2 separate regions of the Homo sapiens genome follow, and region 1 is linked to region 2. A link is an interaction called in ENCODE POLR2A ChIA-PET data of the cell type or tissue named here. Cell type or tissue: MCF 10A. All regions are shown on one strand. Links, peaks and the distances in the headings refer to the core of each region. The heading gives the core; the rest is flanking DNA. Region 1 overlaps LDLRAD3 (low density lipoprotein receptor class A domain containing 3). Region 2 overlaps PRR5L (proline rich 5 like).

The links. ChIA-PET counts read pairs that join two places held together with the same protein. Peaks named below come from ENCODE experiments on the same cell type or tissue, not always from the same donor. Only the 100,000 strongest peaks of a DNase experiment are listed, where the experiment ranks them.
Region 1: POLR2A ChIA-PET joins it to region 2 with 6 read pairs; 2 of 35 experiments call an interaction of 5 or more read pairs at or near these places.

The regions. Positions count from the first base shown.
Region 1 is chr11:36,032,703-36,048,309 of GRCh38, reverse strand. LDLRAD3 (low density lipoprotein receptor class A domain containing 3) reads right to left here. Exons shown (of 6, transcript NM_174902.4): 2 at 12,061-12,207. Among named protein-coding and RNA genes, the nearest start is that of MIR3973, 30 kb to the right of the region's middle. RefSeq lists enhancers at 9,132-9,639, 14,897-15,191. In MCF 10A, for the core only: a CTCF peak has its summit at 6,077 (motif pointing left); no DNase peak of the experiment used is centred there.
Region 2 is chr11:36,353,931-36,369,537 of GRCh38, reverse strand. The region is part of intron 1 of PRR5L (proline rich 5 like); the gene reads right to left. Among named protein-coding and RNA genes, the nearest start is that of PRR5L, 65 kb to the right of the region's middle. RefSeq lists a silencer at 3,365-3,659. In MCF 10A, for the core only: no CTCF peak of the experiment used is centred there; a DNase peak (open chromatin) is centred at 7,347.

The DNA.
Region 1 (15,607 bases), core at 4,560-9,559, 320 kb after region 2:
CAGAACCAGACTATCAAGAGATCCCTGGATTCCATCTCCTGAAAATGGTTCAGGGAAGAGGAGGTGCTAATTTTGACTAATGTGCTGTAAACCTGAACATCCACAGTATTTCTGAAACAGAACTGTCACCTGTTAGAAAGGAGAATCTATGGAGAATCACCCAGCTCATCTTTGACACCTGAAAAAGCCTGGATCAAAAACTCTCGCCAACCCTGGAGGCTCTCTCTCTTACATGGCACAATGCATCCCTGGGGAAGGCAGAAGATGGAAAAGTGTATCGTATTAAGTGCCTGCTATGCACCAGGAGCCAGCACTTTCATATGTATTCTCACCCTGCCCCTTTTCACATCTGCTCCCATTTCCCAGATGAAGGAACTGAGATTCCAAGAAGAGAAGTGACTAGCTAGGGGCAGAGCTGGGATCTCCACACTGCCAGGAAGAGTACAGCTGACATTGATTGTGTGCTTCCTCTGTGCCAGCTGCTGTTTGAAGGGGTTTCAAGGTTTCAGCTCATTTAATTCTCACAAAAATGCCATGGGGATGATGAGGAAACTGAGGCCAAGTACCTTGCGTAGGTTGCACAGCTCCCAGATGATGGAGTCAGGATTCAATACTGGCAGTGTTGGGTGCAGAGCCAGGTCCTTCTCACTTTGCACCCTGTCTGCTACCCTCTAAGCACAGCATCCAAAGGAAAACATACACACATGGTGCATTTATCTGTTTGGAAATGTTCAGCACCATTGGCTGAAATATCATATGCTAACAATCAGAGAAAATTAGTGCATTTCATTGAATCCAAGATGCCACTGAGTGCAAAGCATGCTACTATTTTATGTACAACTAAGAAAGAAACAACTCTGCCAATTAAATTAGGACACTGTGTTTTCTTAGCCCATTGAAAAATGTGGGGAAAAAATGTGTGTCTCGGAATTTAAAAAACACTGGAGGCCTTAGAATGATCAAGACGGTGAAATGCATGAAAGATGCAGAATGGACATGGTTCTCTGTGAGTGCAAAAAGTAACCTAATATCTGATTTCTCAAGAAAACCTGATAATCTAATTTTTATGTGCAAGCTCTTGCTTTATAAACACCGACAACTAATTATTGTTTTTAGTGTCCTTGTGCAGGACAAACAAAACCTGACAGCAGTCCAAACTGGCTGGGACCCCCAGTTGGAGCCCTCCCAGGTCCCAAACAGGGCTGGAGAGTGGAGAGCTGGTGACACTGTGTGCTTAGTCCACAGCAGCCCCCTCCAGCCCCAGGGCTACTAAAAGCACAGAACTTTCACAGACTGCCATACATACTAACTAGCATTTAGAGTATCCTCACATTATGGAAATGGCCAAATGAAGGCATCAGATTATAGAAGAAAAAAGAGTACATCCACCTGACTTTTAAAATATATATATTTATTTATTTTCTCATTTGAATCACCCTTCCTGCTTTATTGACACACTTGGTTTTGTTCCATAACCACCATGCTACAAAGGCAGAGGTAAAACAATTAATAGCGATATTCCCCAAGTGAATGCAGTGAGCATCCACACAGCTTGGGGACCACCAGGCAGCTAAGTTTGCAAAGGCCTCCTCTGGTGGTAGCTGCTGGTCACTGGGAGCTTTACCTCCTCAATATTTACCCAGTGTAGCAGGTTGAACAGTGCCCTGGGACCTGTGAATGTGACCTTATATTTGGAAATTGGGTCTTTGCTGATATAATGAAGTTAAGATAAAGTCATACAAGATTAGGGTGGGTCCTAATCCAATGATCAGTGTCCTTAAAAAAGAAATCTGGACAAAGAAGCAAAGAGACACAGGGAGAGAACCATGGGATGATGGAGGCAGAGACGGAGTGATGTATCTACAAGCCAAAGAACACAAGGATGGACAGTGTATTAGTCTGTTCTCATGCTGCTAATAAAGACATACCTGAGACTGGGTAATTTATAAAGAAAAAGAGGTTTATTGGACTCTCAGTTCCACATGGCTGGGGAGGCCTCACAATCATGGCAGAAGGCAAAGGAGAAGCAAAGCCACGTCTTGCATGGCGGCATGCAACAGAGCTGGTACAGGGGAACTCCCATTCATAAAACCATCAGATCAGGCTGGATAAAGAAAATGTGGCACATATATACCATGGAATACTATGCAGCCATAAAAAAGAATGAGTTCATGTCCTTTGCAGGGACATGGATGAAGCTGGAAGCCATCATTCTCAGCAAACTAACACAGGAACAGAAAACCAAACACCACATGTTCTCACTCATAAGTGGGAGTTGAACAATGGGTATGCATAGACACAGGGAGGGGAACATCACACACTGGGGCCTGTTGGGGGTGGGGGACGAAGGGAGGGAGAGCATTAGGACAAATACCTAATGCACGCGGGTCTTAAAACCTAGATGACAGGTTGATGGGTGCAGCAAACCACCATGGCACATGTATACCTATGTAACACACCTGCACTTTCTGCACATGTATCCCAGAACTTAAAATAAAATTTAAAAAGAACTTACCATGTAACCAAAAACCACCTGTTTCTCAAAAACTACTGAAATAAATTTTTTGAAATGAAAAAAAAAAAAAAACCCATCAGATCTCGTGAGACTTATTCACTATCATGAGAACAGCACAGGAAAAACCCACCCCCATGATTCAATTACCTCCCACCAGGTCCCACCCATGACCACATGAGGGTTATTACAATTCAAGGTGAGATTTGGGTGGGGACACAGAGCCAAACCATATCAGACAGCTAATCAGTGGCCAAAGTATATCAGACAGCAAATCAGTAGAAGTGAGGACAAGGCAAGGAAGGATCCTCCCCTAGAACCTTCAGAGAAACCACGGCCGGGCCGACACCTTGCCTTAGACATCTAGCCTCCAGAACTGTGAAAGAATAAATATCTGTTGTTCTAAGCCACCCAGTTTGTGGTATGTTGTTACAGCAGCCCTAGGAAACTAATAAAACCAGAAAGATTTGGAGCACTTTGTACTTCCTCCCCTTAGTGTAAAATTACCAACATCTTCAAAAATCTACCAGGGGCCTTTAAGAAAAGTTTGAATACAGTCAAACGCATGTTAAGTGTAGCCTGACAACCTGGAAACGTCTGTATGTAGGTGGGTGCTTATCAGATGCCCACCTCAAACTTCATGCTGTGATTCCAACATCTGAACTGAAAGTCTGTCCTCATGATAGGCCACAAGGCACAAAGAGCACATCTGGAGTGGCAAGAGGGGGTCAGGAAGACAGTAATTTTTGCAAGTTCTAGGCCTACAGTGCTGAAGGCCATAGGGAGTGGTGCTGACTTCAGGCCAGTGTGGTGAAGGTGGAAAAGACTACATACTCATGGAGGCTGAGAAGCCTGAGCGCTGAAGCAAAATATCGTCATTAAAATCCACTTAGGTGTTTAATTGTGCAGGGCTCCAGCAGAGCTGAGAACAGCGGATGGCAGCCACTCTGGGGGTGGGCGCCCACTGCAGGTCCATTAAGACATAGGTCCCCATCTGAATGCAGAAGAGGTACCTCCAAGCTTCCTTCCCTGCAACCTCAAGAGCCTGGCTCACCTCAGCCCCTCAAATGTTTGTTTCCTTCCCTTTTGCACCAGTTTGGGCATCTGGCTGGCTCCCTGGAGCTCTAAGCTAAAAGCTATTCCATGTGAGCTCATGAATGTGTGTCCAAGACTGGACAGTGAAAAGCAGATACTGGCCTAGCAGATGAAGGTGTTTCTGTGGCACAGGCTCTCAAACTAAGAGCAAGAAAAGACCGGGCGTGGGAAGGGGAAGCGGAGGATGGAGGTGTTGGGAACAGGGGAGTAATAACTCCCAGCATTGCTCTGGCCAGGAAATGTCACCAGTATACATGTGTTTGAGGGAATAGGGTCAGCTAGCATTCACTGAATGCTTAACTCACACCAGGCACCAGCTACAAGCCTCATATTAGCTCATGTCAGACTCAGAGCTGATCTTCACCTTCTCTGCACCAGGAAACAGTACCTATTGTTTAAATCCAGTCCTTTCTAACTGGCTTACGGCCTGCACACAGCACTTACTAGATGTTTAAAACATCACCCCTGAAATATCACATCTCTGGGATAGGCACTGCTATTATCTCCATTTTACAGATGAGAAAATAGGTGCATGGTAAGCCCGGGGGCTGCACAGGTCATAAATGGAAGCTGGGGGAAGAACTCAGTACTGTCTGGGCCCAAAGCCCCTGTTCTTAACCATAGCATTAATGGTTTTGCATTTAAGACTAAAGAAATTTAGTGAAGTGAGGATCATGCCAGGAATTAGGTGAGACATTTAAAAACCAAATACAAACAGAATGACTCAATGAGAAAAGAAGCAACGCTAATATACATAGGTCTTGGATTTCCCGCACACCGTAAGCGCTGTGAAAGAGCATGTCTTTTCATTCTGAAGTGTTTAATGGACAGAGCTTTAAACCACGATATTCTCTAGACCCTTCAGAGTGCCAGTTATGTTTTCTGAGGCTCAACTCCTTCAGAAGGCCCTTGGAATTCAGCCCTTGGCTAGCAGTGGCTTGCCAAGAACCAAGATGCAGAAAAAAAACCGGACATCTCACTCATACGAGAAAGCCAATCCTTGGCACTCCTTGGCTTGCAGGTGCCTCCCTCCAGTCTCTGCCTCTGTTGTCACATGGTCTTCTTCCCTCCTATCTTCATATTATCGTCTTATAAAGACAACATTCACATTGGATTAAGGGCCCACCCTACTCCAGTACAACCTCATCTTAACTAATTACATCCACAAGGACCCCCATTTCCAAATAAGGTCACATTCTGAGATACCGGGGGTTTGGATTTCAACATATCCTATATCCTTTTGGAAGATACAATTTGACCCATAACAGTGAGATTCTTACTTGCAAATTGTTAAAGGAAAAAAATGAAAGCAGGATGTCTGCAGACGTCAGCCTGTTAGACAGCTGCAGGAAGCTATCATTCACTATATAATAATTTTTGGGGTTTGTTTTGAGATACGGTCTCACTCTGTCACTCAGACTTGAGTGCAGTGGCACAATCTCAGCTCACTGCAACCTCCACCTCCCAGGTTCAAGTAAATCTTGTGCCTCAGTCTCCCAAGTAGCTGGGATTACAGGCTCCCGCCAACACATCTAGCTAATTTTTGTATTTTTAGTAGAGTCAGGATTTCACCATGTTGCCCAGGCTGGTCTCAAATTCTTGGGCTCAAACGATCTGCCCACCTTGGCCTCCCAAAGTGCTGGGATTACAGGCATAAGCCACCATGCCCAGCCTATAATAATTTTTTTTTTTTAAACAAAGGAGATAGTTTGATGGTCGTATTAGTTTGCTAGGGCTGCCATAACCAAGTACCACAAATTGGACAGCTTCCACCACAGAATTCACTGTCTCACAGTTCTGATGGCCAGGAGTCTGAAATCAAGGTGTTAGCAGGGTTGATTCCCTCTGGGGGCTGTGATGGAAGGATCTGTTCCAGGCCCTCTCCTTGGAGTGTAGACAGCTGTCTTCTTGCTCCAAGTCTTCACATCATCTTCCCTCTGTACATATTTCTGCTTCCAAATTTCCCCTTTTCATAAGGACTCCAGTCGTATTGGATTAGGACCCACCTAACAACTTCATTTTTACTTGGTTACCTTTATAAAACTCCATCTTTAAATAAAGTCACATTCTGAAATACTGGGGGTTAGGACTTCAACACAGGAAAATTGTGGGGGAAGGCTGGGCTATAATTCAACCCAAAATGATAGTGTTGTGCCAGTTCTGCTTTCTACAGAGTGATGGGGAGAACTGAGCCCACTGCAGCTGCACACAATGACTGACAGGTTGCCTTTCTAAGCCACAGCTCATCAGCCAACACATCCCCTTCTTTGAGAAATGACAGAACGGCCCAAGAGAAGCAGCAGCAAGCTCTATCCATCCTATGAAAGCTTCCTGATTTCCAGAGGCATTTGGTGTGTGGAGCCGGCATTAGGTGCCCTAGAGAAACAGCTGAATTCCTGGTAAAGCTTAGAAAAGGTAAAGGATAACTCAGAATCCAACTTTTTCCCCACATCTCTACTTGCCCTGCAGTGCAAGTTTAAAAGAAAATATATGTGGCACCACCTAGAGGCAGAAGACGAGGCAGATGCTAAAAAGGAAAAGAGGAAGAGTATGGAGCCTGAACAATCTCAACCCCAGCTTTCTTGCTCTTATATTTCGTGGTGATCATTTGCCCAAACTTGCCCTCTCAACCCTATCTCATGGATTTATGCCTTTACACCAGAGCAATAATAACACATGTTCAAGAAACGGTCAGGAACAGTAAAAGCAAGTAAAATTCAAATCCCATTTTTGCACCTACTTTTCTATCTCTGGATTTGGAGATTCATTAATATTTTATCATTTAACAAAGTCCTCAAATTTATCCCTCCTCCACACCCCCCTCAACCAAACACACCCACCAAACATAAAGGGCCAGGTCTGTACATGGAAAGTCAAAGACATCAATCAGTGTAACTTTCCAAAGAAGAAAATGAACCGCCTTGGGAAGACGACCCCAAACATTCAAGATCCCCTCAACCACTTGGTTAGAACACGGAGAGACAGCAGCTAAAATCAACACAGAACTGGAAAAAGATCTTAAGGCTCTTGACCCCTGGTCCCCTGTGGGTTCTGGAAATTTGGACTGCTGCTTTATTACAGAGGGGAGCACTAATCAAAGGACAGTCTCTTCAAGGAAAACATTTCAGAGACTCCCAGGACTAACGGCCATGTAAATATTCATTTCTATAAGAAACCATTATTGACGTTTTTAGAATCTTTTTAAAAAGCAGGTTTGACATGATAATATGTCATGATAGCAGTAAGATTCCATTTCAGCAGGGTAACAGATACCTAGAGAAAAAGACTGAAAGCCCCCACTGGGGGTCTCTGATGGAGGAAGGTTATGGAGACTTATTTTCTGGGCCAACAGGCAAGCTCCATGTAATCGCTCTACTGCTCAATTTCCTCATCTGGAGATGACACCAGCCGGTTACTAATAAGGCTTCCGCAATAATCAAATGAATCAATAGAATGTAAAATGCCTGGGATAGTGTGGCCTAGAGGAAGCTCTAATAAGCTCTCCTCATAATCAGGACTTCCATGGAGCTTCCTCGTTTTTGTAAAACATTATCTTTATTCCTTTTATTTTATTTTTAAGTTATTTGGATAAAACTATCACTGAGGGCACTCCACTAACCAAGAACAGAAATATACTCAAAGTGTCCCAAAATGACCCTCTTCTACAGATTCAAGAGGCAGAAAATCTAATGTCTTAACTCAGCTGGAAATTAATATTAGTCCATCAATAGGTATCTCACAAAGAAATAAAACTAGTAACTAGAGGTAAGGGAAAACACTCAATCTAGCTAGATAATTTTTTTTAATTAAAAAAAGTAACTTTTCAATTATTAAATTAACCAGAAAAATATTTTTTAAAGATGTTACCCAGGGCTGCCAAGACTAAAATAAAGTCATAGTTTTCACATGTTGCCAACAAACTGGTGCAAACCTTTAGCAAAACAAGTCGGCAGTCGGTGTCAAGAGCCAGAAAAGGCGCCTTCCCTCCAACCCAGTAATTTTAATTCTGAGAATTTAGCCTAAGCAAATTTCTCAAAACAGAGGGAAAGTCATGTCCACCCTCCTGTTCACAAGTGAGCACTGTTTCCCATAGTGGAAAACTGGAAAGAAGAGAAATGCCAAATTATGTGTAAATAAACCATATTATAGCAAGTTAATGGCACTAAAAATGATAAAGAGAAAAATGGGGGGAGATACAGAAAAACTGTTAACAGGTTGAAATGTTACATGAGAAAATGTCAAAATATAAAACTGTACACCCCTGGCGATTACACTGGGGAAAAGCCTGAATGAGAACTTCCAGGATGCCAATAGTGGATCTGAGTACAGATGCTTTTCCTCCTTCTCTGCCCTCAATTTTTACAATATGTGATCTTATTACCGTCACGATTAAAAAAAAAAAATCTTCCTGTCTGGTAAAAATCCTTCCTCTGCTGTGGATACAGAAGAGCTGCTCACTGCCTCATATCCCACCATGACACACCTCTCCAGGCTCTTTCTTGCCCTTCGAAAAGGGCAAGAATTCTTTTTTAAGAAGCGTATTATCTTTCCAATGCCAAAGCTCCACAGGGCACTTGAAGTAATCACCTCTCCGAGGCGAGAACACTGCCACCTTCACTCACCTCCCCTTAAGTACCCAGTTGCTCCAAAGAATCAGAGAAAGGGCTTTGTAGCTCATAAGCAAGACACAGAACCAGTCTCCCTCCCTCCGGGAAGGCGGCAGAAATTCCACATCAGCCGTTTCCATCATCCTTGAAAAGGTGGTCAAGTTGGTCACCCTGGAGACCTCAGCCCTGTCCACCCTGACTCTGGCTGAAACCATTGTATATTTCTGTCGTCTGGTTATGCATAAGTTCTTTAAATGATCCTAAACATTTTGACCAGCAGAAGTAAAAGTGCAGAAGAGACTGAAACAGAAGAGACTGAAACATAGAGGGATGGTTAAGTTACAGTGTCACTACTTGACAGAGCATTAGGCAGCCTCCCAAAACAACTGTGAATCCTCAATATAGAATGTGGCCAAGGGCCTCTAATGTTAAGTAGAAAAAAGCAGATAATTGAACCGTATTTCCCCATGACAACGACCAAATAAAATAGTTGATACAGATTTAACCAATAGCAGTTAATGTTTACAAGCCACTTACTGTATACAGGCACTGTGCTGCGTGCTTCATACAGGTTAAAATTTCACAACACTGTTAAGTATCAGAAGCCTTATTACCCCCATTTTGGAGAGGAGGAAATTGAGGCACCAGGAGGTTAAAGAATTCTCTTTAAACCTCCCAAAGGCTAAAGTTTAGAACATTCTGGTAAGTTTCCCACGATCACACAGCCCCCTAAGGGGGAAGAAGGGCTCTGATTTTGACACAAATCGGCCTTCTCAAGGGCTCACACCCTCACTCCTAGGCTGAAAGGGAATATATAAGAAATTTTAGGCCGGGCGCGGTGGCTCACGCCTGTAATCCCAGCACTTTGGGAGGCCGAGGCGGGCGGGTCACGAGGTCAGGAGATCCAGACCATCCTGGCTAACACGGTGAAACCCCGTCTCTACTAAAAATACAAAAAAGTAGCCGGGCGTAGTGGCGGGCGCCTGTAGTCCCAGCTACTCGGGAGACTGAGGCGAGAGAATGGCGTGAACCCGGGAGGCGGAGCTTACAGTGAGCCGAGATCACGCCACTGCATTCCAGCCTGGGTGACAGAGGCAAGACTCCGTCTAAAAAAAAAAAAAAAAGAAAGAAATTTTAAATGAAAGTAGAATTTGTTTTAGAAAAGGGACTTTTTCTCCTTCCCTCTACTGTCTAAACTTTCTAATGTTCTGTTTTCACGATTTAAAGACAAAAAAAGAAGGGCTACAGAGAGAGGTTAATGTATGTTTGGGGCGCATGGTTTTTTAATTATGTTTTGCTCAAAGGACTAAATAAATGCCACTCAAACCTCCACCACACTTGGGGGTTAAGGGTAGGAAGTCAGGGGAAAAAAATAATGGAGAATAGCCAAGAATGAGCCTGTTCCAAACCAAACCAAGCAGCTCCAGGCAGCTGCCGGCAACATCTTTTTTAAAAACATTTGCTCTCCACCATGTCTTCCAGTTTGAGCATGAATTCTAAAATCATGAGACTGGAGTGACAGGACACAGAATGCCATAGAATGCACTAATATCACACAGCTGCTATTGACAAAGCTGGGCATACAATTTAGGAATCAACTCCTTAATCCTGCGTTCTTTCAGAAACTGATCATGTGCCAAACATTCCCAGGTCAGCTAACGATAATCCGTATGTGCCGAAGTTGAAATATACACCATATCTCAAAAATGGTAACTTGGCACACTTGTACAGTGTTTAATAAATCCTCAAAACCAGACAGATGACAGAGCTCACCCATACTATGTCATTTGCTCAGATTACTAATGTTATAGCTCTAGTAATTCTGAGGCCATGTTAGAAACAGAGAAAAGCTAAAATAGACATAATAATACTTTTAAAAAATAATTCTGCAGGCCGGGCTTGGTGGCTCACATCTGTAATCTGTAATCCCAGCACGTTGGAAGGCGGAGGTAGATGGATTATTGAGCTCAGGGGTTCAAGAGCAACCTGGGCAACGTGGTGAAACTCTGTTTCTACAAAAAATAAAAATACATTAGCCAGGCGTGACGGCGCACTCCTGTGGTCCCAGCTACTAGGGGGATCAAAGTGGGAGGATCACTTGAGTCCAGGAGGTCGAGGCTGCAGTGAGCTGTGATCATGCCATTGCATTCCAGCCTGGGCTGGAAAACAATAAACAAACAAACAATTCTGCAAAAATAAAAATTCAGTGTGTATAGTGATCAATTCAGAAAGATCATATGCAACAAGCAGTATGAAATATTCTCCCCAAATAACACACCCCCAATTTTCCCATCCCAAAAACTTCTCTGAAGGGCAGGAGCAGGCACTGGGGATATGGGACCCCTTGGATGGGCGAAGGACCAGTTTCAGAGGGGGCAGCTTGCTCCAGAGGTGTGTGAACTCCAAAGCCAGTGCCCGTTCCCATGCGTCAACAGACTCGGCCCCAAATTCTGGTCAGAAATATGTTAAAAATTCAAATGACTGACTGGGCACAGTGGCTCATGCCTGTAATCCCAGCACTTTGGGAGGCTGAGGTGGGCGGATCATGAGGTCAGTAGTTTGAGACCAGCCTGGCCAACATGGTAAAACCCCGTCTCTAATAAAAATACAAAAATTAGTTGGGCACGGTGGTGGGTGCCTGTACTCCAGCTACTCAGAAGGCTGAGGCAGGAGAATCGCTTGAACCCGGGAGGTGGGGGTTGCAGTGAGCCGGGATCACACCACTGCACTCCAGCCCCGGGTGACAGAGCAAGACTCCGTTTCAGGGAAAAAAAAAAGTTCAAATGATTAACCTGTCTTCAGCTATTTCCTCAGCTGGCTTCCAGGGAGACAGCAGGCTCAGAGCCAGGACACATAGTTCTCCTGTCAGACAGGCCACGTGGCCTGGTGCCCAAAGCACATGAAAGAGCCAGGAACCATCGTCCAGTCATGTGGTCTCAAGGCAATCCCCTGTGAGACAACCCTGTGCCCACCACTTGTCAGTCATGCTTCCTACCTACCAGGGCACCCAGGAGGACAACCACACAGGGCACCATGGCCAAGCTCACTCTGCAGAGACAAACTGAAGAGGAAGAGAAATACACCTCTGCAGGGCAGGGAGCAGGATCATTTGACACCACGGACCCCTCTCAACTCACATCCCCGGTGCCTCTTTTCTCGTAGATGATCATCAACCCAAATCTCATGCATGTTTCGGCGTCATGAAACAGGTAAAGGGCAGAAAAGGAGGTGGGGTGGGAAGGATCACAAAACCATTTGATCCTGGTGGTGCCCATTAGAAGATGATGTCCCCAGCAAAGCTCAAGCCATATCTATCGGCAGAGAAAAGGGGATGGGAAAGCACGTTACTATGTATTCAGTCCCAACTCCATGCTGAATACTTGGCAGGATGCTATGCCTCATTTAATCATCAAGAAAATTCCACGGTGCTCTGTAAGATGGTCACCAGCATGGACTCTGGTGTCAGGCAGCCCTGGGTTCCCAAGTCCAATGTGCCACTTGCTGGTTTTAAGATGCTGCAGCCACATAACCTCTGGGATGCTCAGTTGGCTCGTACATAAAGCGAAGGCAAGGATGGGACTCCAGGGTAGGGATTAGTAGAGCCTGATGGTAAAACCTTCTGCTCTCTCAAAGCGTTGGCTCCACCACCACCAAGATCCCTGTGTCTACACAGAGCATGTGACTCTGAGATGGAGATACAGCAAAGAAGCAGGACTGCTGGCAAGAGGCACAAAACCACCAGCTTGCAGCAAGCAGAGTGTGCAGGGTCTAAGCCTGCTCAGGACCTGCTCCCCTCTGCCCCAGGATGGCTGCCACCCCACCCCAGCAAAGGGCCAGGCCACTCACGGCACTCCTTCTCATCACTCTTGTCGAAGCAGTCAGGCAGCCCGTCACACTGCCAGGCGCCCGGGATGCACCGTCCATTGCTGCACATGAAGTTGCCTGGTATGTTGCACTCATTGGTGAAGTTGTTCCCGGGGAGCAGCTGGCTCTCTGTCAGAGAGAGGGGACAGGTCAGACGGCACAGCAACAGCAGGGACCTCAGCGCCCCTCAACTGAAAGGTGTGTGGTTTGGTATAGGTGAGACTTCTGGTAGATGACTCAACCTCTCTGACCTTCAGTTTCCTCATCTGTGAAATGGACTAATAATCTGCCCCAGTCCACCTCCAGAGATTCTGAGAGGACTAAATGGAGAAATACAGGGAACAAACATACTTGAATGTCAGGCACAAAATGGGTGTTCACTGACTTTTTTTCTTTCTCCATCAAAGACTGGTTGTAAAATCCAAATGTTCTTTTCTGGCCATCAGCAGTGGTTAAAAATTAAAATTCTAGACAGGAGTGAGCACTGGACTCCCAATGTCTCCAACATTAGGAACTGCAAGATCTTTCCAGGCCTCACACTCTGTAGCCCTTACAATCACAGAATCCTTGAAGTTGGGCCAAGTTGGAAGGAATACCGGGAGATCATTTCACTCTAGGAAACAGGAGCCCAGACCTATAAAACCAACCTGCCTGAGGTGGCACAGGTAGAAAAGGCCACATTGAATCTTGAACTTGGGATTTGTAACCTCCAGCAGGGTCCCAAGGTCATGGAATTGCCTTTCAAGAGTTACTGGAAGCTGAGAACCAAGCTGCAAGTTCAGATTCAACTCCACTGAACATGGTCATAAAGTGCCAAAGCCCCCAACCCGAACAGCCAACCCTCAGGCTAGAAAGCAAAGAGAGAACACCAGTGCTGTGGCGGTGGAGGTGGGCAGGGTGCTGAGTTCATCTACCAGTAGACCCTGGGGGGAGATTTTCAAGGGAGCCAGGATCTGATCGATCTGACCAGTCTGATCCATTGTGATCAATGGCTGAGAGATAAGGAGCCATGTGAGTAAAAGAGTTTTGGGGAAAAGCAGGAAAAAAAAAAAAAAAGACCAGTCCTTCAGCACACCACAACTCCAGAGCTCCCTCCTGAGTCATTCCATAAGCATTTACTGGACATTTATGACCAGATACTTGTGCTATGTTCTAAAGATGCAGAGATAAAGGCTAGGGCTTATTATACCTTTAGGCTGGAAAGGCACACACAGCAAAATAAGAACAGGGATGTCTAGACCCGCCTCGGGGTAGCAGAAGAGAAGGTCCCTGATTCTCTTTCATAAACCTTGCCAAAGAGAAGCATCTCTAGATTTCCAGATCCCTAACATCATATCCTCCTACAGGCCACTATCCTTTATGCGTGCTGTTCTTTTTACCAGGGATGCCCTTCGGCCTGCTGGGTCTCCCAGTAAATCCATACACACCCTTCAGCAAACAAATATGTCGCCTTTCCTCTGACGTGTCCCCTGGCTTTTCCAAACACAGATGAGCACTAATTCTGTAGTCTGGTGATAGTACCACTGGGGTGATACTAAAAATATTTTATAACTAGAACAAGCGGGCAACAACCAATTGCAATGGACACCGTCACAGGCAAGCAACACCCCACCGGCCTTGTTGCATGGAATTTCCCTTGTAGACCATCTGCTGCATTATACAGAATTAATAACGCACATGCACGTTTCATTACTGAAAATGAGCTTTCATCGCTCACTGGAGAACTCCAGGAGAGAAACTACAATGAGGGGCTCTACCCTGCCCAACTGCCCACATCAGAATCCTAGAAATCTCCCTTGTCCCCTCCTCAATCTATCAACCCCTATATGTGGCCAGTCCCCGACTCTCCATTGCCACAGTTGCGACTCCAGCCAAAGCAGCCACCCTTTCTTACAGGGATTGCTGCACAGCACAACTTCCCAACTTGGCCTCCCTGCCTGCCAGCTTGCCCCTCTCCAACCCACTCTCCCCTCTGTGGCCAGAAGGATCTGTCTAAACACCAAATGAATCATTTCTTAACTTTAAAAGGTCATTGAATGGCTCCCTGGTGTCCTTAAGATAAAGTCAAAATTCAAATAAATCAAAAAAGATTCCGAGAAAGAGGGTAGCATCTACAGTGGATGTTGATAGACACACAGAGATAAAAAGTAAGCACCCTTCAGGTCTAGAGAACAGTGTCAGCAAAGACTCTGTGCAGGAAGACGTAGCCCAGAGCATGGAACAACATGGAATTCAAAAATCATGCAGCTCTGATTGTTAGGAAATGCAAAGGTATTATGCTACTATTTCTCCTATTCTGCTGCAATTTCTCCTATTGTAGTGCAAAGTCAGCCATCCCTAATTAATCATGATGCTCTGTTCCACCGAGCCAAGAATCAATATGAGACTCCCTCTCAAGACCGGACTCCAGAAAGCCACCAACAACCCTGAGAAGAACATGAAACCAATTCACCATCTCCAGGCAAGGGCTTGAGGGGGACCCTAGAAGGGCAGCCAGGTACTGGATACTAGCCAGACAACAAATGCTCAACCCAGAAAACCCCCACATTCCAGCTGTTTGCTAACAACTGCTCTGTTGTTAGAGAACTGCTCTGTAGCAGAGAACTCTTCAGGGGCCTGGAATGTAAGGGTCATTCTGCTTTGTTTGGAAATACTTACACTTGCATTTGTAGAGTTAGCTCCTCCAAGGCAAGCCCCCCTGGAAACGTCACTGCAACTGTGAAATCTTGTTCTGATAAACAGATTTTTGGAGCGGGAAAATTGGCCAGATTAGATTCCAAAGTACTTGCTCTGAGAGTCAATAAGGCTGGCGGCACATGGACTTGACAAATGGATGGGTGGATGCAGAGACTAAATACCATGTCTGTTACACACAGGTGGTCCTGCCAGCCATGGGGCTCAAAGTGCTTTCTCAGCAGGACCAGGGATCCTGGGGCCTGGTGAACAATAACAGAGAGGCACATGCTTTTTGCTCTTCTGAGCAACCGCATTAGGCATGCAGCTGGTGCACAGCCGTGTGCTTTAGGGAAGTGACATCATCAAACTCAAAGCATGAGGAGGGCCGGTAACGGTAGCTCACACCTGTAATCACAGCACTTTGGGAGGCCGAGGCGGGTGGATCACTTGAGGTCAGGAGTTTGAGACCAGCCTACCAACATGGTGAAACCCCTTCTCTACTAAAAATACAAAATTAGCCGGGTGTGGTGGTGCACACCTGTAATCCCAGCTACTTGGGAGTCTGAGGCAGGAGAATCGCTTGAACCCGGGAGGCAGAGGTTGCAGTGAGCCGAGATCACGCCACTGCACTCCAGCCTGGGCAACAAGAGCAAAACTCTGTCTAAAAAAAAAAAGGCATGAGGAGAAACTAAGGCAAAGGCAGGTTAAATCTTATTGATTCTGTCTTCAAAAACCTGCCTCAAACCCATCCAATTTGCATCACTCAACTGGCACCACCCAATCCAAGCCGCCATTATCTCTTGCCCTTTTCAACCATGGGTTTTCAACAGGGATCAATTTTGCCCCCCTGGGA
Region 2 (15,607 bases), core at 4,982-9,981:
AGATGCCTTTGGGGGGCATCTGACCAGACCATACCGCCTTTTCCAGGAACCATCACATACCTCAGACTCTGCAGAATGGGGCAGTGGATTGTCCTAGACCTGTATCAGGTGACTGGTCCTGGGACTGGGCACCTGACACATGAGTAGATGAGATGTGCCAATCAAAGTGTCCTTTGGGATACAAACTAAGGAACCCACGTGCTATATAAGATAACTGGTCTCCCAGCTTCATCCTCCCCCAGCAGAAGCTGGCTTCTGGTTTCCTCACAACACTCAGCCTCAGCCTCAGCATCACTCTCTGCACTGCAGTCATCAGGACTGGCCACCTTATGCCCTGCATCCTTGTCTCTGCCCATCAGTTCAAAGATCAGGGCCTAAGGTTGTCTTAATCACCCCAGATTATCATCACCACGTGCTTTTATCCATCCCAGTTTCTGACCTGTCTCCCAGCCCTTCCTCATTCCCAAACCTCCTTTTGTGCACCCTGAAACCCATAGTCCATCACCAGCAAAATCCCCTACACTTCGACTTCTTTCCTGAGCATTTCCTTTGCCTTTATGTACTAACTCAGTGGTTGTCAAACATTTTTGTCTCACGACTCTCTTTAAAGTGATTGGGGACCCTAAGAGCTTTGATTTTCGTGGGTAGTGTCTATCAATACTTACTGTATTTGAAATTAAAAATTAAAATTAATGTATTCAGTTTAAAATAATAGTAAAACCATCACATATTTTATGGAAAATAACTATATTTTCCAAAACAAAACAGAACAAAAGTACTGGGAAGGATGGTATTGTTTTACATTTCTGAAAATCTCTTTAATGCCTGGCTTAATAGAAGACAGTTGGATTCTTCTACTGACTTCTGCATTCAATCTGTTGTTGCATTATCATACATTACGTAGACTCTGGAAAATTCCACTACAGACTTGTGAGAGAATGAGAGTGATAAGGTGAATAATATCTTAGTTTTCTATGAAAATAGTTTTGAGCTGTGGATCTCTGCCAGGTCTTAGAGATTCCCTAAGGGTCCCTGAACTACATTTTGAGAATCGCTGTTCAAAGTGAACTCTGCTTTTCTGCTGAGGCCCTAAAAATCCTCTCAAATGATGGTATTTTCTCTCCCACACTCATGGCATGACTGGACTTTGAGGTGGAGTTATTGTTTTCCTTGTTTTTTTGTGCCACTTCCAGACCACAATCCCTCCCTAAAATCCCCATCAAGCCATTAGACTATTCTACTCGCTATCCCCTGCCCCTGTAGTGGTCATTACAGATTCCTGGGTTATCTCCCTCTTGCCTTGAAATTTTCAGACCTGGTTTATGATCACTCTCTTAGATGTTGCTCTTTTCATAATTCTCCATGATTTCAATATTCATAGAAATAATTTTTCCAATATCCCAGAAGCTCAGATCCTTGACCTCTGCCCTGATGACCTTGTTCTCCAATCTACGGCAGCCACTTACTCTCACGGTCAGCCTTGACGTTTTCATTTCCTATTTACACCCACTCCCACTCTCTTAACACCACCTCCCATCTTTCACGGTCATTCTCTCTAGTACTTTGGCTCCCACAAATCTTCAGCTCCCCCGAGATATACTATCTTAACCCACGGCTGGTCATCCTCAAGTCCTCACTTCCCTCCTCACCCAGATTAGATTCCCTTATTATATTAACTCCCTCACATACACCCTGGACTCTCTTACCCTTTTTTTGTTTACCTCATACACTTCATTGTATTTACTTTGAGAGAGAGACGGCAACAGAGAGAGAGAGAGAGAGAGAGAGAGAGAGAGAAGTTCTCTGGTCCCGGCTCCCATGAAGCCTGGCTTGGGCTTATTTCTATGAGACACTCCTTTTATTTGAGATAGTGGGGTCCAGGGTCCAGGTCAAGTTGTCCTTTGAAACCCAAATATCTTGACCAGAACAGTCATCCCTTCTAGTATAAGCCAAACCTTAGGTCAATCAATGTTTCCTTGTGGGGAAAAAGGCTAAGGTTTGGACTGAGACCTGGTAGTACCATTTAAGGACAGTTCCATTTGAAGGCAGTGAGAGTCTCAGTTGCAGACACTACCTGTTTCTTAGGGATTTCATGAGGCCTAAATGAGGTTTAGGAGAGCCGTGTGAAATACTTGGCACAATGCTTGGCACATTGTAATACATTTTTTAGTAACAAAGAAAAATAATTAGATACCATATTTGAAATAAGAGAACTTGTGTGTTATTGACCAACCATTATGTTTGTTTCCCCACATAAATAATCTCAATTCTTTTATGGCAAAGCCTAGTATTTTATTCTATTCCCAATTTGTTGAACATATGTTTTAGCCTTTATTTACATTCTGATGTGTATTACTGCATGCTGTTGAATATAAATGAGACTTCAATAAGTGGTCTGAGAATATGGAAATACAGTCGTAATCTTAAAAATAAAAAATGACATTTACACCCTTCCCACTTCAGAAACAGATAAAATCAAGATAAGGAACATAATCACATGAATATAATATAAATAATGACATAAGACAGCAGTCTGCATTGGATATATAGAAAGGCGAATGGAATAAGGAAAAATTTGTGTATGCTTATTCATTCCTGTCTGTGGGAGAAGGGAGGAGAAGGGAAGGAAGGGAGGGCAAAGAAGGGGAGAAAGAAGGAGAGAGGAGTTTTAAACTCTACTGTGAAAGAATTCTGGCCAGGATAGTTTATTTAGGCTATTCAAGAGACCCAATCAAAAATTCCTCAAGGCAATCTCAGCCCCTTTCCTCAGAGTCAAAGCCTACTGTACAACCCTCTAACCACTAATTTAGCGTCCTAGGCACCATAATACAAGGTACATCCCATACAAAGTAAGCTTTGAGGGATTAACTCATGCTAACTACATTCCCCAGAGAGTGACGAATAAACTAAAATACTAATTAATTAGTAATTTGGTTTCTAGGACTTTCTACCTAAAATCACATTTATAAATTATCTCTTTAGCAAAAGAGATGTCATTAATAGGAAATGTATTTGTTTTTCATTTTACTCAAAATCTTCCTTTGCAAAATAGAATTTACATTATACTCTAAGTATGGCATATGCCTCCCTCTTCCTCCCTTTTTGTCCTCTCTCTCTCTCTCTCACACACACACACACAAATATGGAATTGATAAAAACAAAAAAATTACAACTGACATTAATATTAATTGCAAAAAAATATGAATTGCAGATGTACCATGTGCTGACACTATGTGAGGTACTTTGCAAGCAGTGGCTCACTTACTCCCCAGACAACACCAGGAAAGAGGTGCTATTATTATCCCCATTTTATAGATGAAGAAGTTGAGATTAAAAGAAACAGCTTAGTCATTTCCCAAGGTCCCACAGCTTGACAGAGGTAGAAATAACTACAAATTATACAGTTTTATTTCCCAGTGTAAGTTCTTCAGTCATCTTGACCTCCCAATTAAGGAAGAGGAAGTTGCAAAACTGTTTGGGGAAGATAAATATTCTCATCCAAACCACTCATTGCAGGGAGGTTTTCTGCTGGATGTGAGAAATTAGATTTCTGCAAGAGCAGAAAGTGAACAGAGGAAAGATGCCCTGTCCCCTAGCAGCACCTGTACCTAGCAGTGCTTGAATGTCTCACTCAGTCAAGGTGAGACACGCCAGCCAGGTGGATGGCTGCCCTTCACAAAGAACTCTCTTCTTTCTCCAGCGTTAACTGGTGGGCAGTTCTAGTCTGACAATAACACAGACTGGCCCATCACTCAACATCTGCTTCAATTCTTTTCCTAAATATAATACTTGTATTACCAGAGTTTTGGTGTTTCAGCCTGGCTTTCATTGATGAAGTCTGGCTTAGCTATCCTAGATGGGCATTTCTCAAACTGTTCCCCAAGAAGGGGAAGGGATAATACCATGAAATGTTGCTGGTGTTGCTGGAGAAACATTCCTTAGTCTAATAACTTTTGGAAAAATACTCCATGCAATACTGTAAAATGCAGTCGTATATTAAGAACTTGGAGGTGGTCTTCAGAAAAAAAAATTCAATAGTTTAATTTCATTTCATGGAATACTATTAACAGCTTAAGGAAATAATATTCAGCAGGATATAATTGGGAAATGTGGTCCTAGACAAAAGAATTCCCTGTCAGTCAAACTTGCTTCGAAAGGACCCGAGACTGTATAAGACGAGGGGAGATCTTAATTGAGTCTACTCAGTAGACTCTGCTTTCGGCTTTTTAATTTCTTGGATGACTGGTCTGCTGATAGTCTCCCAAATTTACAGAGAAAAAAAAAAGCCCTGCTTCAGTTTCCACTGCAGAAACAAAGCAAGTAAACTTGAACGATCATTCCCGCTAAGTGCTTTATCATAAGAACCAGCTACCTCCTTCACAGAAGGGATGATGAGACCTAACAGATATGATCTAAGGACGTTTGATAGGAAATCAGCATGAGCAGCCATTATTTACTGAGTTTACATTAAGTACCAGGCCCAGACTAAGCCCCCAGCAGATAGTAACTCGTTTAATCCTTACAGCCTGCCTGTGATGTACGGATCACTGAACTGTCTATTGGGGAATATCTAGAACTTCACACAGTGCCTCCTCCACTGAGCAGCCACTCAATAAATGTTCACTAGAGGAAGGAAGAGAGAAAGGAACGGAGGGAGGGAGAAAGGAAACAAATTGAGGTTTAGAGATGTCAAATTGCCCGACGTCACACCTTTAACAAGCAGGAAAGTCAGGACTCAAACACGGGAGAGCTGAGCTCTTCCACACCTGGACAGACTGCCAAGCTTCCTGCTGACTAACACACAGCCAGCCTCTAGGAGCTGGCTTGAGGTCCTGGCTACACTTGCTAAGGATGTTAGCTTTGGGCAGCTTGTAGCTTGTATAATCAAAACTGCTGTGTTTATATGGCACTTTTTTTGAGTTTGTAATAATGCAATAGGTAAAATTTACTGAGCACTTACTAAGCTAAGCACCAGGCACTATTCTAAGAACTTTACAAAGCTCATTCTCCATGACCATCCTAAGAAATAGGTGCAATTATAACCTACCTTACAGATGAAGACACCGAAGAGCAGAGGGGTGAGGTGACTTAACCTCTAATTAAGTGGTGGAGTCAGGACTTGAACTGAGGCAATTTGATCCCCAAATCTCTGCATTTAACCTCTTTACTAAATTCATTCCCTCTATCTAATGACAGACCTCACGAGAGAAGGAAAGGACAAAGGCAAGTCCCATTCACAGTTGGATAGTTAAATATGTGTATTAATTTAACCCCCAAAAATGTTTACTATGCATAGCTCTCAGCACATCACAAGTGTCAACTCATTAATTCTCCTAAAACATGAAACAACACTATGAGCCCAGTGCAATTATTATTATTTCCATTTCACAGATGAGGAAACTGAAGCACAGAGAGGTAAGTAACTTGCCCAAAGTCACACAGCAAATGGCAGAGCTGAAATTCACACCTGGACATTCTGCCCCCACTAGTCTGTGGGTTTAACCACCACAGAGTGCAGCCTGACAAGAACATGCAGGTGCCTTATTTAAAAGTGAAATACCCTCCCAAGACCAGTGGCTAAAAATGGTCTCTAAGAGGAAGGCAGAGCCATCTGTAGACCTGGAAATTAAACAGGGCCATGGAGCTTGAATGACTTAATCACTGTTCAATTTAGATTTCCTGGTTGAAAGGGTTCCTGTTCGTCCTACTGGAAATTAACAGCCGATTGCTTCTTGGCATTCTTGTGGGAGGGGTGGGCCATTTTCCTCTGGCCCAGCTGTTTCTGGAAGAGTAAGTGCCTTGCCAGTGTCAGGCAGGTACAGAAAGACTGGTAGGTAAAGGGGACCAGATCCCTTTGTCAAGTGAGCTTAGCAGAAATCAGTCAACTCCTGCTTTTTCTGCTGGTCTAGGAGCTGGGGCCCTTCCTCCACTCCTTGCAGGAAACCTGCCCGGGGGTTGATTCATCTCTCAAAGGCGGGTCAGGAGGAAGGGGAAAAGAAAAGACAAGAGTCAGGTCATTTATTATCAGAAGGGGCAAAAGAGCTTCTAAGGAAGCGGTGAGGAGCTGTAACCACAGCATCTGCAGAAAAGGCATTGAGCTATTAACAGTGAATTCTGCTTAGTACAGTCAATCTGTCCCCAGCTAATCTGGAAAGAAAGATATGAGCTCCCAGAGGTCAAGGAGTGATGTCTGCCCTCACACTTCGAAAGCACTCCAGGAATATATTTTAAATAACTTGTGTCATGAATGTAAGTTAACAGCAAAGAATTGGGCTTACTTTTCTCCTGGTCCATAAATATTTGCCTCTCTTTCTGTCTCCTGGTATGATGCAAAGAATGGTGTGTGGAATCTTGACCACAGCCTCATTCCCGGCCACTCTTTCCCTCTCACCTCATCCTATGCCCAGGCACACTGAGATGCCTGTGGTCTGGGAAAGGCAGTAGTTATTGCACACAGGTCGAGGGTGCAGAGACAAACCAGGCTCAGGCCTGGTCCAGTGACATAGCCATGTGAACCTGGGTGCACGACTTAACGTCTCTGGGCCTGGAGAACCTTGTTCTCTTTCTCCCCCTTAGAAATACCCACTTCCCCTGCAGGAGCCAGGTCAAAGGGCTGCCCTGCTCCTCCATCCCAGGCAGGCTGCCCAAGCACTCAGCACACACACCACCCCCCAGCCCCCACCCATGCAGCATTTGCCTCCTCTTGTTACAGTGATCAGTTTACCTGTCTGTCGCCACTCACAAATTATAAAATCAATGACAGCACATTATTTATCTTTGAATCCCCAATATCTAAGCAATTCCTGGGCTATAACAGAGAATCCATAAGACCTTTTATGGAAGGAAGGAGGAAAAGTGGAAGTGAGAAAGGAAAGATGGGTGGAGAGAAGAAGGGAGGACAGACATAATTGATTATGCTTTCAAACAGAAACAGCAGGCATGGTGTGAGAAGTGCTAGAAAAACATTCTTTCCCCAATATGTCAATTCTGCTTGCCCAGTGTCTAAAACGTCCTTTTTTGGAGATTTGTTCCTGGGGTAAAGATACTGTCTCCGGTTCTCCTTGTCATTGTTTCCCACCAACCACCGCCCCCGTCCGCCCACCCCCACCCCGCCAAGGGTGATGTGTGAAACTGTCAATAGCCCAGCACCTTAGCATTCACTTGCAAGATAGATTTTCTAAAGACAAGTGGGGAAAAGGCACGTCAGCACTTTGGTGCTAAAAGTGAAGGAATAGGGTCCTCAAAAAGGGAAGGGAGGGATCCGTTTCAGTGAGTCAGAGTCATAAGAATGAGAGCATGCGATTCCCATACCCACCCTGCCCTGCCCTCCCATCAGAAGCATTCTCCCTTGCCTACATCACTCGGAGCAAGTTCTGTTTTCAGGACGGAGCCGGTGACCGGTTCGCCAATGGAAGGCAGGAGTCTCTGGTGACTGCCTGCTGCTTCCGTGCTGACAGAATGTCTTTTTTTTTTTTTTTTGCCTTTTATGTACTCATTTGTTATTACTTCAGCACCCCCCGACTTTGAACTTGGTAAGGGAAAAGACTCTCTCTACTAGCATCCTCCAAACTGAAAGGACCCTCAGAGGTCACTTTATCCAACTGTGCCTCATGCTGGAATCGTCTGTATCACCTCTCCCAAGCCCCTCGAGGGAAGAGAGGCTCGCGATCTCTCTTTAACAGCCATTCCATTTTAGAAAACCACAAGAGTTAGATATAACCTAGAACCTGCTGCTCTAAAACAAAGGAGAAAAACAAGTAAAAACAAGTGACTTGTGTTAGGTCACACTTAGGAAAATTCTGCAGAAGTCCAAGGGTAATGAAAAAGGTTGTCTCTTTACCTCATTTTTTTCAGTAGACATTGATTTGCCCACATAAATGAACAAGTATAAGCAAACACACTATCGTTTGATCACATTCCCACAATGATTTCTTTCCTCTGGTAGAAACAGTAAATACCTAGAGATCAGTGACTCAAACTTTTTGAACTCAGTAACCCTTTAAAGTCTTAGAAATTATTATGAGCCTTAAAGTCTTTTGTTTTTATAAGTTATATCTGTTGATACTTAACATATTAGAAACTAAAACTGAGAAAATCCTTGGTTATTTATTAATCGATTTAAAAATAATTTTAAAAGCCATTACAAATTAACATAAGTAATGTATTTTTATGAAAAATAGCTATATTTTCCAAAAGCAAAAGGTATATATAGCAAGAAAAGTGGCTTTGTTTTTTATTTCTGCAAATCTCTTGAATATCTGGCCTAAGAGATCTGGATTCTCGTATCTGCTGTGCACTTAGTCTGTTGCAATACCAATGCCATGTCACCTCCGGAAAACTCCACTGTATACTTGTGTGAAAATCAGAGTAGAAAAGGCAAATAATATATTAATGTTGTTAGTCTTGTTAAAATAGTTTTGAGCTCATGGACCTCCTAAAAGGATCTCAAGCAACTAAGATGAGTTACATAGGTGGGGACCAGTGCAAAGTGAAAGTGCTGTTTCTTGTCCAAAAGTTATAAAGCATTTCAAGACAGCCACAGCAGAACATTGAACTGAGCTCTGAGCATGGGGCCCTGCGTGACTTCACAGTTCCTGCAGGCAACTTCAGGGGTCTCTGACCACATGTCGAGAACTGCTGCTGTAGAGTTATACTTGCTTCTTGAATCAAATGAGTGGCTTAAGACAATTAGTGTACACCAGGGTGATATCAAGTTAGGAGTGTGTGCATGTATGTGTGTTTGAGCTGCTGGATCACCAGGTGTAAGTGTTCTTGAGTAATAACATATACCTAACAAGATAAAAGCATGACTTACACAGATTTTCCCCCTGGGTGTATATCATAAAACCTTACCCTCTTATTCAGCCTATTATTCCACACTGACCCTAAACATACACACACACATGCATTTATGCATGCACACACATACGCCTTGAGCTGATGGCTTGCATGCATGTGGGTGTGTGTGTTACATGTGCGATGTTACATGTGCACATACCCCTTTGTGTTCCAAATGGCTGCACACCAGATAGTCAGATATTTGTCATGGTTTCCTGTTTTGGGTTTTTATTGGGTGACAGGCTTTGATCAGCAAAACTGACATCTCTCGTCCCCATTTTCCTGTTTGGTACCTTATACATAGTAGGCACTCTAAGCATTTGCTGAGTTATATTTTATAACTCTGGTGGTTAGAGAAAATTATGCTTATTAAATACTGTTAGCAACTGATGGTTAGCACATAGATATCCCATTTGATCCTCCTTCCTGAGAACTCAACACTTAGGGAGGTAACCATCCCACTAATAATAGGTAGACTTGTCCAGAGAAGAACAGTATGTCATTGTCATTCTACTAGACACAAGGTAGCAATATTTCATGATTCTCCTGAGATTCAGGCATGAATTTAGCTAATAAAGAACATAAGTTTTCTGTTTTGTGTGTCTGTGTGTGTGTGTGTGTGTGGGTGTGTGTGTATGTGTGTGTGTGTGTGTGTGTGTGTGTGTGACAGAGTCTCACTCTGTCGCCCAGGCTGGAGTGCAGTGGCATGATCTCGGCTCACTGCAACCTCTGCCTCCCAGGCTCAAGCAATTCTTATGTCTCAGACTTCCTAGTAGCTGGGACTACAGGCGCGCATCACCATGTCCAGCTGATTTTTGTATTTTTAGTAGAGATGGGGTTTTGCCCTGTTGGCCTTCAAACTCCTGACCTCAGGTGATCCACCCACCTCGGTCTCCCAAAGTGCTGGGATTACACGGGTGAGCCACTGCACTCGGCCAGGCTTCTGAAGTATTTAAAACAATGCCCTATAGTTTCTGTTATAGACCAGTCTGGATTTATCCCGTCTCTGTCTCTGTTGATCCGCTCCTTTGGGACATACTGTTAGTGTCTTCATGGCATCTGCTCTGGAATCATCATGTCTGTATCTTATCTGTTATTTTCTACGTTTTAATGAAAGTGTTACACTAATTGCTGACATCTTTGCATCATTATTGATTGTCAGCATTTGATCACAAACATTTGTGTCTTCCTAAAGAACAAAACACCAGAATAAAATGATAATTAATATGTAAAAAAATTAAAATTAAAATTAATGCCCTAGACTCCAGTAACAAATTAATCCATTTCAAAGAATAGTATACACTTGTATAAATATAATGTGGACTCTATTACAATTCTGGTCAAATCACCTCTCTCTCCAACACCGAAGGAAGTGACTGTGGCCTCTCTCCCACGCTAAGACAAAATCTTTCAATAAGAGGATTAATCTTTCACCTAAAATGGCAGAACATCCTTCTATTCTCATTAGAAGTTAATACCGCTTCACGTACAAAGGACCCCTGGATCTTTAGTTCAAATCTGCCACTTACAGATGAGGAAACTGAGGCTCAGCGACATGAAGTGACTTATTTGTCCAAAATCACACACAGCTATTTAATGGCAGCACTGGGACTCAAATGCAGTTCTCCTAGCATTAGATAAAGGACCATCCAACCACAAGAATATGAGCCTGCAAGTCAGTGTGGGTCCACGTTACTGAAAATCCAACCACTGATTACTAAAAATCCAAGCACTGATGTATCAGGGATTGTCAATAAGTAAAATGCAAAACATCTCCAAATCTAGCCAGGTGCCAAAGCCCTTAACCAGTGCCCTGAGCACTATCGCCTCCCAGATGTATGAAGTATCTTTCCTTCCTCTTCAGTATCTTCATCCTCTTCCCCTTTGCCAGCCCTTTTTCTTACTTCCATTGTGTATTTATCACCTTGGGAAGAAGAAAAAACAAACCTCTACATGGCTGGCTACTCCTTGTAGTTGTAATTCTATTTCTTTCCTGACAGTTACTGCCAAATTCTTGGAAGTTATATACAGGCGTACCTTGGAGATATTGCAGGTTTGGTTCCAGACCATAGCAATAAAGTGAATAATAATATCACAATAAAGTGAGTCACACAAATGTTTGAGTTCCCTGGTGCATATAAAAGTTATGCTTATACTATACCGTAGTCTATTAAAAGTGTGTGCAATAGCATTGTGCCTAAAAAATGTACATACTTTAATTTAAAAATACGGCTAAAAAATGTTGATCATCTGAGGCTTCAGTGAGTAGTAATCTTTTTTGCTGGTGGAGGGTGTTGCCTCAATGTTGATGGCTTCTGACTGACTGGTCAGGGTGGTGGGTGCTGAAGGTTAGGGTGGCTGTGGCAATTTCTTAAAATAAGACAACAACGAAGTTAGCCTCATTGATTGATTCTTCCATTCACAAAAAACTCTTCCTTTCACAAGAGATAGCTGATAGCATTTTACCCTCAGTGGAATTTCTTTCAAAATTGGGGTCAGTCCTCTTAAACCCTGCCGCTGCTTTATCAACTAAATTTATGTAATATTCTAAATCTTTGTTGTTATTTTGACAATGTTCACAGCATCTTCATCAGGAGGAGGTTCTATCTCAAGAAACCACTGTCACTCATTAGGGTTGAAATCAACTTCTTCTAAACACCTGTTAATGCTGAGGTTTCAACTTCCTCCCATGAATCACAAATGTTCTTAATGGCACTTGAAATGGTTAATCCTTTCTAGAAGATTTTCAACTGACTTTGTTCAGATCCATCAGAGGAGACACTATCTATGACAGCTTTAGCCTTACAAAACGTATTTCTTAAATAATAAGACTTGAAAATCAAAATTACTCCTTGATCCCTGGGCTGCAGAACGGATGTTGTGTTAGCAGGCAGAAAACATTAATCTCCTTGTACATCTTTATCACAACTTCTGGGTGACTAGGTGCATTGTCAATGAGCAGTAATGTTTTTAAAGGCATCTTTTTTTTTTCTGAATAGTAGTCTCAACAGTGGGCTTAAAATGTTCTGTAAAACATGCTGTAAGCAGATGTGCTGTCATCTGGACTTCTTGTTTCCCTAACAGAGCACAGGCAGAGTATATTTAGCATAATTCTTAAGGGCCCTAGGATTTTGAAAAAGGTAAATGAGGACTGACTTCAACTTAAAGTCACTAGCTGCATTGGCTCCTAAGAAGAGAGTCAGCCTGTCCTTTGAAGATTTGGAAACAACCACTGACTTCTTACTAAAATGAAAGTCCTAGATAGCACCTTCTTCCAATGAAAGCTGTTTGCCTACATTGAAAATCTGTTTAGCCACCTTCATCAATGATCTTAGCTAGATCTTCCATATAACTTACTGCAGCTTATCCATCAGCCCATGCTGCTTCACCTTGCACTTTTATGTAATGGAGACAGGTTTCTTTCCTTAAACCTCATGAACCAACCTCCTGTAGCTTCCAACTTTTCTTCTGCAGCTTCCTCACCTTGCTCAGGCTTCATAGGATTAAAGAGAGCTAGGGCTTTGCTCTGAATTATGCCTTGGCGTAAGGGAATGTTGTGGCTGGTTTGATCATCCATCCAAACCACTAACATTTTCTCCATATCAATAATAAGGCTGTTTTGCTTCTTATTATTATTGAGTTCACTGGAGTAGCACTTTTAATTTCAAGAACTTTTCCTTTGCATTCAGAACTTGGCTGTTTGGCCCAAGAGGTCTAGCTTTTGACCCATCTCAGCTTTCAACATGCCTTCCTCACTAAACTTAATCACTTCTAGATTTTGACTTAAAGTGAGAGACATGATCTTTCCTCCACTTGAACACTTAGAGGTCATTGTGGCATTATTAATTGGCTAATTTCAATAATATTGTGTCTCAGGAAATACCAAGGCCCCAGGAGAGGGAGAGTCAGGGGAACAACCACTTAATGGAGCAATCAGAATGCATATAACAGTTATGGATTAAGTGTGCCATCTTATCGGGTACAGTGTGTGGTGCCCCAAAACAATTACAATGGTAACAGCAAAGATCACTGATGATAGATCACCATAACTGATAAAATAATAATGAAAAAGTTGGCAATATTGTGAGAATTACCAAAATGTGACACAGAGACATAAAGTGAGCACACGCTGTTGGAAAAATGGGGCCAATTGACTTGGCCAGAGGGTTGCCACAACATTCAATCAGTAAAAAGCACAATATCTGTGAAGTGCAATAAACCGAAGCAGAATAAAACAAGGTATGCCTGTAAACCCTGGAGGCTTCCCTTTTCTCACTTCCCTCAACTCCCTTGAGGCCTCACAGTCTGGCTGCCACCCCAGTACTTTACAGAAACCACCCACTCAGAGGCCAATGATCTGCTTGTTGCTAAATCAAATGGCTTTTACTTGGTCACAATTATCCTTGATGTCAATGATCATGCTTCCCTACTAGTGACAGCCATCATAATAATACAGAAGCTTTGATACTTAAAAATAGATCAGGTGTTGGCTGGGCATGGTGGCTCATGCCTGTAATTCCAGCATTTTAGGAGGCCGAGGCAGGCAGATCAATTGAGCTCAGGAGGTCGAGACCAGCCCAGGCAACATGGTGAAACCTAGACTCTACAAAAAATACAAAAATTAGCTGAGCATGGTGGCATGTGCCTGTAGTCCCAGCTACTTGAAGGGCTGAGGCTGGAGGATCATTTGAGCCTGGGAGGTCAAGGCTGCAGTGAGCTGTTTGTGCCACTGCACTTCATCTTGGGCAACAAAGTGAGACCCTGTCTCAAAAAGAAAAAAAAAAGCAAAGATCAGGTGTTAATAGGCTGTTTGTAAATTCAGTAGTTAAAAGCATGGGGCTGGGTGTGGTGGCTCACCCCTGTAATCCCAGCACTCTGGGAGGCCAAGGCAGGCAGATCACCTGAGATCAGGAGTTCGAGACCAGACTGGCCAACATGGTGAAACCCTATTTCTACTAAAAAATTAAAAAAAAATTAAAAAAAATAGCTGGGCATGGTGACACGCACCTATAATCCCAGCTACTTGGGAGGCTGAGGCTGGAGAATCACTTGAACCCAGGAGGCAGAGGTTGCAGTGAGCTGAGATTGCACCACTGTACTCCAGACTGGGTGACAGAGCAAGACTCTGTCTCAAAAAAAAAAAAAAAAAAAGCAAAGCAAAGCAGAGCATGGGCTCTGGGGTCAGACTACCTGGTTCAAATCTTGCTTGTACAATTCACTAACTGGGTCCCTTAAGCAAGTTGTGCCTCCGCTTCTAAATCTATAAAATGGGCACATAACACTAACTAGTTCACAGAGTCTTGGTGAAAGTGCAATATGCTTAGAACTGTCTGCCACATATTGCATTCTCAGTAAATGTGAGTTGTTGTTGATGCTATATTTGTAAATCCAAGGAGAACAAGAAGAGATTAAGTTTGCAATCTTCACTCACATATCCACCAAATAGAAATGTTAGTTTAGGCTCTGAAGTTTATGTTTCTCTTTGCCACCGTAAAACATTGCTGTCTTGGACATCCTTCCTTAAAGTGGATCAATTCGTAAACCTGTTGAGGCAGATGAGACCTCCCTCTGCTGACGGTCTCTAGAAATATCTGAGAGGTATGGGCTCCATGACCCAATCACCTGAGATTCATTTTAATGAGGAACAGATTCTAATGAATGAACTTAGCCTCACGGAATGCCTATGGCTTACAACAATCATCTCCAAGCAGCATTTTCTCCCAGCTACCCCTTTACGTTCTCCAACCTCTAGCCATCTCCTGAATTTGCATAAGGCATCTGAAATTGATGCTGAGCTCTAGCCACATATTCCAGATTTTTTCCAGTTTAGTCTTCACTTTTCCTTGCCCCTGGCTAATAACTGTCTTGTGTGTAAACTCAACATTTTTCACATACCGTATGATTCCCTCTTTGTTCTGCACCATCATAATAATCACAATCACAAAGGAAGACGTTGCTTAAGTGCTCACCATGTGCCAAACTCATTTCTAAGTATTTAATATGTATCATCATCCCCATCATCCAATGTCTCACTTCAAAGGCACATGTAGCATTCTGCGTTTTCTCACTTTCTTTTCTTTTTTAAATAAATATAGAATGGTCCTATTGCAATACATTTTCTCACTTTCAATTTTAAAAAATGACCTCTACTTTCATTATGACTGCAACACATTCCTCTCACTGCTTCTGTGCATATAGGAAATAACAGGCTTAGTAAACTTTATGATACCTCAAAACCCACCGCAGATGCAACCAACAAATTATTGATAAGGGACAGCCAGATGGCTAAAGCTAAAATAACTGCCCCAAAGGCTTATTCCAATCTTTGGTGGCTGTTGACGTGCCTTTGCCTGGAGCACAACTTTGTTCCTAGCAATAAAATAGTATAAACTGAAAGATAACTAGAGCAGCTTCCATAGGTTTGTTCCATGTTTACCAGGTCCCAGTCTGTGCTCTCTCTGTGCTAAGAGCTTCACATGTATTATCTTATTTTTGTTTCGTCTTCAAAACAGTCAGGAAGTGACTACTGTTATGATTTCCATTCTACAGACAAGGAAACTGAGGTTAAAGAAGTAATTTGCCCAAGTAATAGTAAGCCAGAATTGAGACACAGGTGCTCCTGACAATGAAGTCTGTCTCAGCCGCCCAATGCCTAGGTTGACTTCTGTCACGGTGTACTCTCCTGGCTTTCTAGCCACTTCTGACTATTGATTCTTTGTCTCCTCTGGCTTCTCTCCTTTTTCCCTTTCTCCATGGACTCTTGAAGTCC